Regions from separate parts of the Homo sapiens genome. Here region 1 is linked to region 2. A link is a contact called in ENCODE Hi-C or POLR2A ChIA-PET data. All regions are on one chromosome and are shown on one strand. Each heading gives the region's core, a stretch centred on a gene start or an enhancer-like site at or near the end of the contact. The rest is flanking DNA. Distances are from core to core; before and after follow the strand shown. Region 1 holds the start of PTPN7 (protein tyrosine phosphatase non-receptor type 7). Region 2 holds the start of IPO9-AS1 (IPO9 antisense RNA 1).

What was found. Hi-C counts contacts between places; a loop is a spot of excess contacts on that map. ChIA-PET counts read pairs that join two places held with the same protein, here RNA polymerase II (POLR2A). Pooled maps may share reads with other maps.
Region 1: a map of B cell shows a loop between it and region 2 (8-fold over the local background). The contact joins the promoter of PTPN7 here to the promoter of IPO9-AS1 in region 2. A Hi-C loop is called at or near these places in 1 of 168 maps with a recorded cell type or tissue (B cell), 1 of 37 single-sample maps with no recorded cell type and 8 of 50 pooled maps. POLR2A ChIA-PET finds 5 or more read pairs at or near these places in 5 of 52 experiments (HEK293T, Panc1, activated CD4-positive, alpha-beta T cell and 2 more).

What each region holds. Positions count from the first base shown.
Region 1 is chr1:202,159,352-202,164,970 of GRCh38, reverse strand. PTPN7 (protein tyrosine phosphatase non-receptor type 7) reads left to right here and starts at 4,369. Exons shown (of 10, transcript NM_002832.4): 1 at 4,369-4,426; 2 at 5,517-5,619. The coding sequence starts at 5,569. RefSeq lists enhancers at 1-300, 880-1,548, 5,079-5,158, 5,419-5,508, 5,609-5,619.
Region 2 is chr1:201,827,133-201,832,316 of GRCh38, reverse strand. It overlaps IPO9-AS1 (IPO9 antisense RNA 1), which reads left to right and starts at 2,758. Exons shown (of 3, transcript NR_046696.1): 1 at 2,758-3,366. It overlaps IPO9 (importin 9), which reads right to left and starts at 3,160. Exons shown (of 24, transcript NM_018085.5): 1 at 2,945-3,160. The coding sequence starts at 3,107. RefSeq lists enhancers at 2,861-3,070, 3,082-3,376, 3,533-4,046, 4,047-4,561 and a silencer at 3,121-3,360.

The DNA of each region.
Region 1 (5,619 bases), core at 3,120-5,619, 330 kb before region 2:
AAGGTACCACGAGGGCTGTATCTCCTCCCCAGCAACCACCCCCACAGACAAACCCACATCCTCTCCCTAGAGAACCCCTGGGGTTCCCCCCCGCTACCCTGAGGTCTCAGGGCACCTTACTGATTCCTTCTGGAGAGAGCCAGCCAGGAGGCAGAGGAGAGAGCAAGGGGCAGGTCTGGGAGTGCTGGCTTCCAAATGTGAACTGGCCTGGCCTACAGCTGTCCCAGGCAGCGCTCTTCCGGCCCCTCCCTGCTCTCCCACAGCCTGAAGCCTGGCCTTGGGCAGCCCCCACACTGGAGGAAGATAATCACCGGGCAGCAGAGGGGCAGGGTGGCTCAGGACAGCCAAGTCGCCCACTCCCCCTGCTGCCTATACTATGGGGAAGGTGGCCAGGGAGTGGGGGAAGGCCTAGGTCCCCCTGACCAGGCCATGGGAGAGCAGGGGAGGGGCTGGTCATGTGTGGATTGACACTGTGCATGTGCATTTGTGCAAACGTGGGCCATGAGGGTGTACACACCTGTCTGGATGGATGTATGAGTGGGTGTCCGGGGACAACACAGAGCGGGAGGGAGACGGGAGCCCCTGGGAAGAAAAGGCCACATTGTAGAATAGATGTCCATTTGGCTGGCTCTGGGCTTGGGAGAGAGGGAGGGACTCTTCTATCCTAAAACCTTCCTGCCAGGGTCCTGAGTTCCAGCATCGGGCAAAGAACCAGGCACTTTCCTGGACCTCCTGGCAGGCTGGCCCTGGCATCCCAGTGCCAAGCAGGGCTGGATTACTGGTCCTCTCAGCCAGGGGTAAAGGGTATGGGATGTTCCCCTTCATCCAAAAGGTAGCAGGAGGTCCCTAGCTGGCCCGGCACAGGGTTGAAGCTTTGAGACAGGGGTGCAGTTGTCACTCTGGTCAGCCTGGACTTATCCCATGCCCTTAACAGCACTTCCCTGCCCCACTCACCCTGTCTCCCCTGCTGTCTCCCTGCTTCCTGTGGGATGAGGCTTCCCAGATCCAGTTCTTGGTGTTTCTGTCTCCCCGACACAAACAGGAACAAGCCAGGGCCTACAAAGTTGGGGCAGAACAAGCCAGCTCAGGCTGGCCTAGGGTTTTGGGGGTGGGAAGGATGGAGGAACAGCCACCCGAGATCCTAGTGCTTCTCCAGAGAGGAGCCGAGGAGGGCAGCTAGGAAGGGGGCAGAGCAGCTGGAGTGTGCAGGACCCAGCAGTCCTGGCCCCAGGCAGCTGACTCTCTCCCCAGGATCCTCCCCTTGGATTGTTAAAAGGTGGCAGCCTTTGCCTCTGGGGGCCAACTGCTCCCCAGCAAGGAGCTCCCTACTCCCTAGGGGCTGGCAAAGAGCAACGACTTCTGGGAATTCCAGATGTAATGTCCGCCTTTCCCCGGGCCTGGGCTAGGGAGGGGGGCGCTTCTGACACTTGGGGCAGGGAGCTGCGGCTCACAGCCCTGGAACTGGGAATCACTAGAGGGGAAAACAAGAGAGTCAAGACGTGTGTGGCCAGAGCTTGGGAGGGCTGAGGGCACCCACCACAGCCTCAGATGGGACAAGGCTGACTCTCAAGATGCATCATGCCCTGCACCAGTCCCTCCCCAGCCTGGCCTGGTGGCTTGGGACACCCCTCTTTGTCCTCCCTGGAGTGGACTCTGTCCCACCCGGGATGCTGGGAGACCCCTGGGAGTGACTCCTTCCTGCACTTCCTCAGTGCTCGGCTGGAAGTGCCCCGGCAGCCCGGGTTCAGGGAGAAAGTCAGCAGTGAGGAGGAAGAGGGAGGCTGGTGAGAGGTGAGACCCGGCAGCCATGACCTCCTCACCCTGTGCTGCTCCCAGACCCACTTCCCCAGCCAGCTCCTCCCAGCTCCTCGGTCCTCTGGCTGCTGACTCCCAACCTCTCCTCCGTGAGCAAAGCACACCATGGGCTGACAAGGGAGGTGCTATGATCATCCCCCAGTGGAGGGAGGAAGCTGAGGAGGAGCCTGAGACTCAGCAATTTGCCCAAGGTCACACAGTTAATAAGCTACGTTTAGACTCATTATGCATAGATCTTTCTGATTTCCAACTATTACTATACTTTCTCTGGAGTCGAGGGTGGCTAGAACCTAAATCTCAACCCAGGAACACAAATCGATTCGAGTGATGGAAGTTTGAGAGCTGCTGTGACCTTTTGGCCCCAGGGGTGGGAAGGTTCTGGAGGGGAGAGGGAGTCACGCCCAGGAGCCTTCCAACAGCCCGGATGGGACAGAGTCCACTCCAGAGAGGGCAGAGAGGGGCGTCCCAAGTCACCAGGCCAGGCTGGGGAGGGGGAGGTGCAGGGCGATGACGCATGTCTTGTGCCATCTGAGGTTGCAGTTGGCATCCTCAGCCCTCATGAGCTCTGGCCACACACCTCCATGGATGTCCAGGTATCCCTAAGCACAGGGGAAGAAGGAGTGGGCAGGAGCCAAGGAGTGACTGTCCCCTCTACCCCACATCCACCCAGAGGGAACAGGGGATCTTTGAGAGGTCTTGCCTAATGCTCAGCCACTACCCCCACCCCCAACCCCAACTATCTTCCCCATCGCCTGGCTCCCAGCTTCCTTGCTGTGAAGCTCAGCTTCCAACTGTCCAGCCACTGCTAGGCCTCAGTCTGTGGGGGAAAGGGGTGGGCTCACAGCCAACAGGGCTCAGACCCTGGAAACTTGGGGGGACCAGGCAGACCTGTGTGGGGAGGGCTTTGCCGCTTCCTCCTCCCACCCCTGTGGTGTCCTAGCTTCCTGTTCTTGATAACAATCAGCATAGGCTCAGAGCCGGGCCCTCTTTCCAACCCCCACCTGCCCCCTCCTGTGTCCCCAGGGCCCCCACTACCCACCAGTGGAAACACTGACTGGTGTGGGGGGTGAGGCAGAGGCCAGTCTCCAGGTCACTGCTCGCAAGCATGTTAGGGATTCCCAGGTTCCTGCTTCCCTCCAGTCTGTCCTGAGCACGGGAACCAACCCCTTTCCCAGCCCTAATCGGCCTCCTCCTCAGGGAAACCCACCCACTCCGGAGAGGAACGCAGGCTGCAGGGAAGGAGGTGCCAGGATCAGCTGGCCATGGAGGGGCTCAAAAAAGAGCCAGCCCCTGTCCCCACTGCCAAGAGCAAGGGCGGGTGCTGGGAGGCCTTCTGAGCCTCTGGGGGCTGTTCTTGTTCTTCGTCTCAACCCTCCTCCTCAAGGGGCCAGCAGAAGGCCAGCCCCCTCCCGACCACCCCCTCCGGCATGCCTACCCCCTGTGCCTAGGGTACCTCATTTCTTTTTTGCTGTCACCATTTGACAGCTGAATCAGGGAAGTGGGAGGAAGAAAGAGGACGTGGATTGTGCATGTTGGGGGCCGGGAAGGGAAGGGCGTTTGAAATGTTACAAGGTAAAAGGAGGCGTGCAGCGAGCATGAACCGGCTGGGCTGCTGGCCCGCAAGGAGCCTGCCAAGGTCAGGCAGGGGCAGTGGGCAGAGGAGTCTTGGACTTGGGGGCCACCCTTCAGGTCCCAGGCATCCAGGCACCCCAGCAGCGAAGAGGACATGGGAGTCCCCTGGTGTGAGGGCCAGAGACTGTCCACTGTCTGTAAGTCTTCTAAGTAGATGTCAGGGTTCTGGGAGGAGGCCTGCAGGGGGCTGAGGGCCCAGGGGAAGCCCCTCGGACTCCCTCCCACAAGTGGACTCTGCTATCTGCTTCCTGCTGGGCTGGCCTACACTCAGGCCGTGGGCTGTGGAGAGCTGGGCCGTGGCACAGGCGTGGAGACGACCTTTTTGGCCTGGCCCCGGCCCTTTCCTTCACATTGTGAGGCATGGATTCTTGCTTCTTCTTTTTCCCCACCCCGAGTCTGTGCCACATCTGCTCTGGGAAGATGTGGTCTGTGCTTGGCCATGAATTCCCAAGGCTTGAAGCAGCAAGGGCTTTGAGGGAGAGGGCCTTGAGGGAGAGGGCCTTGAGGGAGAGGGCTGTGGGGCAGAAGCAGAGAAGGAGAAATAAGCCTCCGGCCAAGGTCAGGTTGAGCAGGAGAGCCTTGGGTTCTTTGTGGGACAGCACAGAGCTGGGGGTCAGGCGAGCTGTGCCCAGCAAGTAGGCAGCGGCTGGATGTGACAAAGACCCAGAGGAGAAACACAGAAGAGGGGAGAGGGTCTGGAAGCTGGGGAAAGCAGGATGGTCGGGAAGGCCTGGCCCCTCACCCATTCCCAGGGAACGGGGCCTTGGGCCCCAGAAGGGCACAGGCGGGAGGCAGCCGACCCCTGGTGGCAGCGGCAGCAGGCACAGGAGGGCAGAATGCAGCTGGGGTGTGCGTGGGTGGCAGCAAGGAGGGGCGGAGGGAGGAAGCTGGCTTCCTGGAGCCTTCTCAGCCCTCAAAGACAGACCGACAGACAGACAGACAGCTGGCAAGAGGCAGCCTGGGGGCCACAGCTGCTTCAGTAAGTATCTGAAGGGGGGACTGGGAGTCCTGTGGCCCCGGGGGGTGCGAACTCCGGGGATATAAGAGGGCATCTCTAGGAGGGAGTGCGGGAGGGCGAGTGGGGCGCCACAGTGCCTGGCTGGGGTATGGGTGCTCACAGACCTGATGTCCCCAAGACGGGGGTGAGCAGGGAAGCCACAGGGAGCTACAAGGAGAGCAGAGGCTGAAGGGACCTTTTCTGCTACCAGAGACCCTCGCTCTACCACTCACACCTGTGCCAGGCCCATTCTGTCCCCTCACCTCCGTCCCTGCTGCCTTGGTGATTCAACACCCCCGCCACCTCGCCCACTGTGACCCTGGCTCTGGGAGATAGGGACTGCCCCCAAGAGGAGATGGTCCCACCACCTCCATGCCTCCTGTCTTGCCCCCAGCTGTCGCCTCACCATGCGCTGTCGTTCAAGGGCTTGGTGAGGCCATTTCCTGTGACGGTTACAGAGGCGGGAGACGGGGGGATGGGCAGGAGGAGGAAGGAAACACCTCCAGCCTACCTCCCTGGACAGAGACCCCAGAAGCCAGAAACAGACCTGGGAGTGGAACAGCAGCAGTTAGGAGAGGACCCTGCTGGGGTCCAGGAGCCCGCCTGCCTGGCTGCCCAACCAGCTCCAACACTGCTGGAGGCCTCCATTCTCTGTTCAGGGGAAGGCCCACTGGTTAGCTCAGAGATGGCTTCTGCGTGCTTTCTCCCTTCCGTCCTAGAGAACACATATTTTCTGTTTCCTCCCTTGCCTTCTCCCACTTGGACCTGCTCAGAGCCCTGTGTACTCTGGTGTGTGGCCTCTCTCCCCTCTCTCTTTTCCTCCTTCTGGATTCTTTCCTATCTTCATCCACAATCTCTACCCTTTATCTTGCCGTTACTCTACCCCGAGACTGCCTTCTGCCCTGGGTCCCACCAAATAGATCCTGTCCTTCCCTTAGTGAAAATGAGGCCACCTCTTGGGGAACAGAAGACGCCCCAGTGAAAACAGAGTGCAAACCTGGCCTGGCATGGGAGCCTCCTTCTGGCCAATCAGGCAGGCCAGAGAACAGCAGCGGAGGGCCCTGTCTTTCAGGCAGACCTCATGGCTGAGTGAGCCTCCCCTGGGCCCAGCACCCCACCTCAGCATGGTCCAAGCCCATGGGGGGCGCTCCAGAGCACAGCCGTTGACCTTGTCT
Region 2 (5,184 bases), core at 1,509-4,008:
ACTGCACTCCAGCCTGGGCCCTGGACCACAGAGTGAGACTCGGTCTCAAAAAAAAAAAAAGTGTTTCCTAGAATCAGAAAACAAGGTTCCTTCTACCAGGGTAAAACTAAAATGTGGGCTGGGTGCAGTGGCTCACGGCTGTAATCCCAGCACTTTGGGAGGCCGAGGCGGGTGGATCACCTGAGGTCAGGAGTTCGAGACAACCTGGCCAACATGGTGAAACCTCGTCTCTACTAAAAATACAAAAATTAGCCAGGCATGGTGGCAGGTGCCTGTAATCCCAGCTACTCGGGAGGCTGAGGCAGGAGAATTGCTTGAACCCAGGAGGCGGAGGTTGCAGTGAGCCGAGATCGCACCACTGCACTCCAGCCTGGGCGACAGACTGAGACTCTGTCTCAAAACAACAACAACAACAACAACAACAACAACAAAAGCAAAAAACACTAAAATGTGAAGCAACACCAAAGAAGTGGAAAGTAGTTTGCAAGAATGGCTCATCTTGCTCTGTAGGGCATTCTAATAGGAGGAACCATGTCCTGCCAGTTTCATCAGGCCAGATAGTTGGCTAAATCCCGGCTGGAAAGCTGGGTTCTATGTTTTCATGTAAAGAAGGGTTGAGGCTGGTAAAGAAGCAGCTACTATATTGCACCATGTTCAGAAAACATCTGAGAGATTCAGACAGAGTTTAAGGTGGGAGGTACTCTGAACCCAATGTCAAAGATAACTTGTTAAAGGCCACAAGAGGAAGAAAGCAGACCGCATCTGAGGGAATGGACCGCCATTCTCCACCTTAAAACAGGTACAGAAGGGGGTAAATCTCTATAGTTTTTTTGATAGACATTAAGGAGCCAGACTACTTAAAAGACACAAGCAGCCTCCAAAGGGTCCGAAGCATTGCACTAAACTCCAGAGACTGATCCAACCCTCTAACCAAATCCAAAACCTGAGTCATATGCTCTATTACTAGATCACCAATATCAGGTCACTGCATCGATGCCTTTCCATACTTTTCATTCTCATAGTCTGCCCAACAGCACATTACCAGTAAGTTATGGGGGTCGGGGGGCAGTCGATCTATTTCTCATCAGTGACTTAGATCAAAATTCTGTACTTCTGAAATTTAATTTTTCACTTAAAGGCTCAAAAAGATGCCAGGTGTGGTGGCTGAGGCCTGTAATCCCAGCACTTTGGGAGGCCTAGGTGGGAGGATCGCTTGAGTCCAAAAGTTTGAGGCTGCAGTGAGCCATGATGGCATCACTGCTCCAAAGTCTACACGATAGAGCGAGACCCAGTCTCAAGAAAAAAAAGATGAATAAAGTGAGGAATCAGAGTTTCAAAAAAGACCTCGAGAACTTTATAATTGACTTTGCCCAGATGAGACCATGGCATTTGGCTAAAGTTGAAAAGATCAGAGCAAAAGTGGAGTTGTTGTAAGACAGTTTAAATACAAGTCAAGGTCCACCTTTCATACAAAGGTGCCAGACATGCATTTGGAGCACCAGGAGCACTGGGTACCACTCAGGGAAGGTTTAGTTAAGATGAATTTGCACCAGACTCTCAAGTTTTATTCAGGTGACAACTTGAATGTGATGAGGTTCCTTTGCTTTGTCACTCTTCCTTCCTCATACTCAAGGGGGACAGACATTAATGTGCATAAACGAATTTTATTTAGAAGCCGCTAAAAATTCCTTTAGATTAGTTTATACATGGTTCTCAAACAGCTTTCTCCTAACCAGTGGTTTCTCCTGTATAGATCTGATATTTTATAAAACAATGACAATTACAAGTGGGCCTTCAAAATGGTCCTTAGCCTGTTAGATCCCAAATCTTAACATATTTCCAACAGAAGAAAATTTGTTTTCAACAGCTCTTTCATACTGTGAAAGAATGTAAACTAAATTTAAGAGAGATTTGTTCTAAATTCTTTTCAATAGAAATACGTCCAGTAGGAGAGCTAACTGAAGGTTTTGAATATGATGGGTGTGTGATGGGACAATTTCCCATATCTCTGATGAAGTATTTAAGTGGTGGTGGAAATATTCCTGAGTTGGGAGATTCTGAGGATTTGGAGTTCCAGTGAAGCTCTGACCAGATATATTTCTTACACAAAGACCAAGAAGATTTCTCCTCCTGTTTCTGGATTAAATTGTTCTTTGTGGTAGCTACACTGGACCCGGTGAAAGGCTCACGCGGCAGGAAATTGATAGAAAATCTCGAACCAATGGTTTATTTTCTTCTCCATCACTTTAAAGCACACAATAGAGGACGGAGACAAAGAATCAAAAACAAAGGATGATCAGTTCCTCCAAACAGAAATGCACAAAGGTATTTAATAAGGGCAAATTATTTTTAAAATAAACGTTAAGTATGGTCAGGACAGTGAAGCAATCGCATATGCATTTAATTTCTGGGAAAACACGAAGAGTACAAACAACTAGCTAGGTTTATAACTCAGAGGCAGAAACTTGTTTGATGACATCTATTAAGCTTTGATAGCCGCCTTTTCGAGGCCCTACCCTTCACCACTCCTACTAATAGCTCCCCCTACTCTTATCCCAGTACAATCCAGCTGGTGAAGAGAACAGCGAAAGACTTTGGTCCTGGACTCAAAAAATATTTCCCCGACCGCGCTACTTCCTCCAACAGCACCAAGTCTAGCTCCATCTCCGTCCCCTGCAGATTCTAGGCTCCATCTATCTTTTCAAGTCTCCACCCTCCCTCCCCCACTCCCAGGCTCCACCTCCCCCGACCCTATCCTTCAGGCGCGCCTCTCCTCTCTCGGACTTTCACAACCACCAGCGACATCAATCTCTCGCTTCCTGCTCCACTTCTCGGCGCCCACATCTCCAACTGGCTCAGGCTCCCCATGTCCCCAGCCGGTACGGAGCTGCGGTCAGCGGATTGTGCGGCTGAGCCATCCTCGTGACGGTCCCGCCTCACTCACCCTCCGTCACCTCCAGCACCTTAATCTGTTCTTCAGCAGCCGCCCGCACCTCCTGTACTGGGGATAGGATCCCGGTGAGCGTATCCACTAACGCTTCCTTTAATCCTTGTGCCACTGGACCCGGCAGCCCGGAGGCCGCACCAGCTGCCGCCGCCGCCGCCATCTTTTCTCCCCTCAGCCCGCCAGCCCCGCGGCCGGGACCCGCCACCGAATGACGGCCCCCGCGCGCGGCCAATCCGCGAAGCCGCGCCTGCGCACCAGAGGCGGGCGGGAGCGGGCGGAGGGCGGGGAATGAATCTAAGCCTCCAGAGACAGCGCCTCCTGCTGCCTGAACGAGAACTGCACCTTTCTCTGCAAGGATCTCTGGATTTGTGTGAAAACTGAGCCCCAGACAGGTTAAGGGGCTTTCCTAAAGTTGCACAGTAAGTTAGCAATCTCATTTGGAATAAAGTTCATGATATATGACTTTATATTCATGCATCTTTCAGGTGTTAGGAGAGAGGAGGCGGGATGGGAATAGATGTAGAGGGCTTTAAGGAGAGAGGTCTGGGTCACAAATAGCCCCTATTTTAAACCACATTCTTTTCCCCCCAAACACTGAAAAAAAGTTGGCTCAAGTGACTCTCTTCATCTTAGCCTCAGGAATCCAAAGAGGGGGGAAAATAAACTAAAGCAAACTGGGAAGTGGAAGTGGGAAAACCACGGCCCAGTCCCTTGGTTTTCCAGCCTAGATGAGCCCAACCTCAAAGCTGGGAAGTGGCTGGGCAGGGGAGACACCGGCATGTGAAAGGGAGTTTCTTCCAGAGTGAGTGTTGTATGTGACTATTTGAGAATGAATCCTATTTGTTGAAAATGTATAAATTTTTTTCCCTGAGAAATTATGGCTGGACATTTAAGGGGTGCGAGAACAAGAGCAGTTTGATGATATGGTTGTCAGCAGCTGGTCGTGGGAAATGGCCTACGGTGCAGAGCCGCTCCTGAATAGCGGAGCAGGTGGAGAGGATGAGCGCTCCAGTGAGGTGTTAAAAATGCAGGGTGTGGCGAGGCGCAGTGGCTCACGCCTCTAATCCTAGCACTTTGGGAGGCCGAGGCAGGAGGATCGCTTGAGCCCAGGATTTCGAGAACAGCCTGGGCAACATAGCGAGACTTCGTCTCTACAAAAAAATACAAAAATTGCCCAGGCGTGGTGGCGTACGCCCTGTAGTCCCGGCTGTTCGGGAGGTGGAGGTGGGAAGATCACTTGAGCCCAGGAGGAGGAGGCTGCAGTGAGCAGTGATTGCGCCATTGCACTCCAGCCTGGGCGACAGAGTGACATCTTGTCTCAGAAAAAGAAGAAAAAGCAAGATGTAAGCCAAGGCAGGAGGATCACTTGAGCCCAGGAGTTCCAGGCTGTAGTGTGCTGTCATCACACCTATGAATAGCTACTGCATTCCAGTCTGGGCAAGATATACAGACTCTGTCTATAAAAAAAAATAAAAATTAAAAAAAATGCAGGGCAGAGTGGCAAGCATGTAGTGGCAGAAAGGATAGAATGTTGTTGGAATGGGAGGTTCTAGAGCAAACAGAAACAGGTATTTTTTAGTGAGCTGTTCAGGTTATGTGCCTTCAAAATGGTTCCCAGGAACCCTTATCAAGTGAGTTCATTCTCACATGGCAAAGGAAACGAGTTACCAAATCCTAGGTCACTTCCAAGACTGTGGATGCTGGACTGGTAACAATCAGGGATTAAGTCATCTCATCAGAAGATTACTTCAAAAGAAAGCTTTCTCAATTATTTATTTTTGAGTTGGGGGGGTCTTGCTATGTTGCCCAGGCTGGACAGGTGATCCTCCCACCTCAGCATCCAGAGTAGCTAGAACTACAGGTACACCCACTGCAACTGGCTTGAAGAGAGTTCTCAACACACTTGTCACCTCCCATGTTAAGAGGGCAGAGATGAGTTATGTTACTACAATTTCATAGGGAAAAGATTGCTTCTTGGACCCTTCAATTTTGCAATGGGGAATAGTAAGCCTATTTACTTTCTTGAAGTGGCCAAAAGAAGTTGAACTTGATTACAACAGCTTCTAATAGGTCAGTTCACTTTTACCCCAAGAAGAAAATTTAGCAAAGTCAAGAGGGTGGTATGTTTTCAAACACTGCAGCAACCCAGATGGAGGACTCCGGAGCCTTGATGTTTGGGCTGGATGTTTTGAGATCCGGTGAAGGATTCTATGTCCATAATGTGCGAGCAGGGGTTC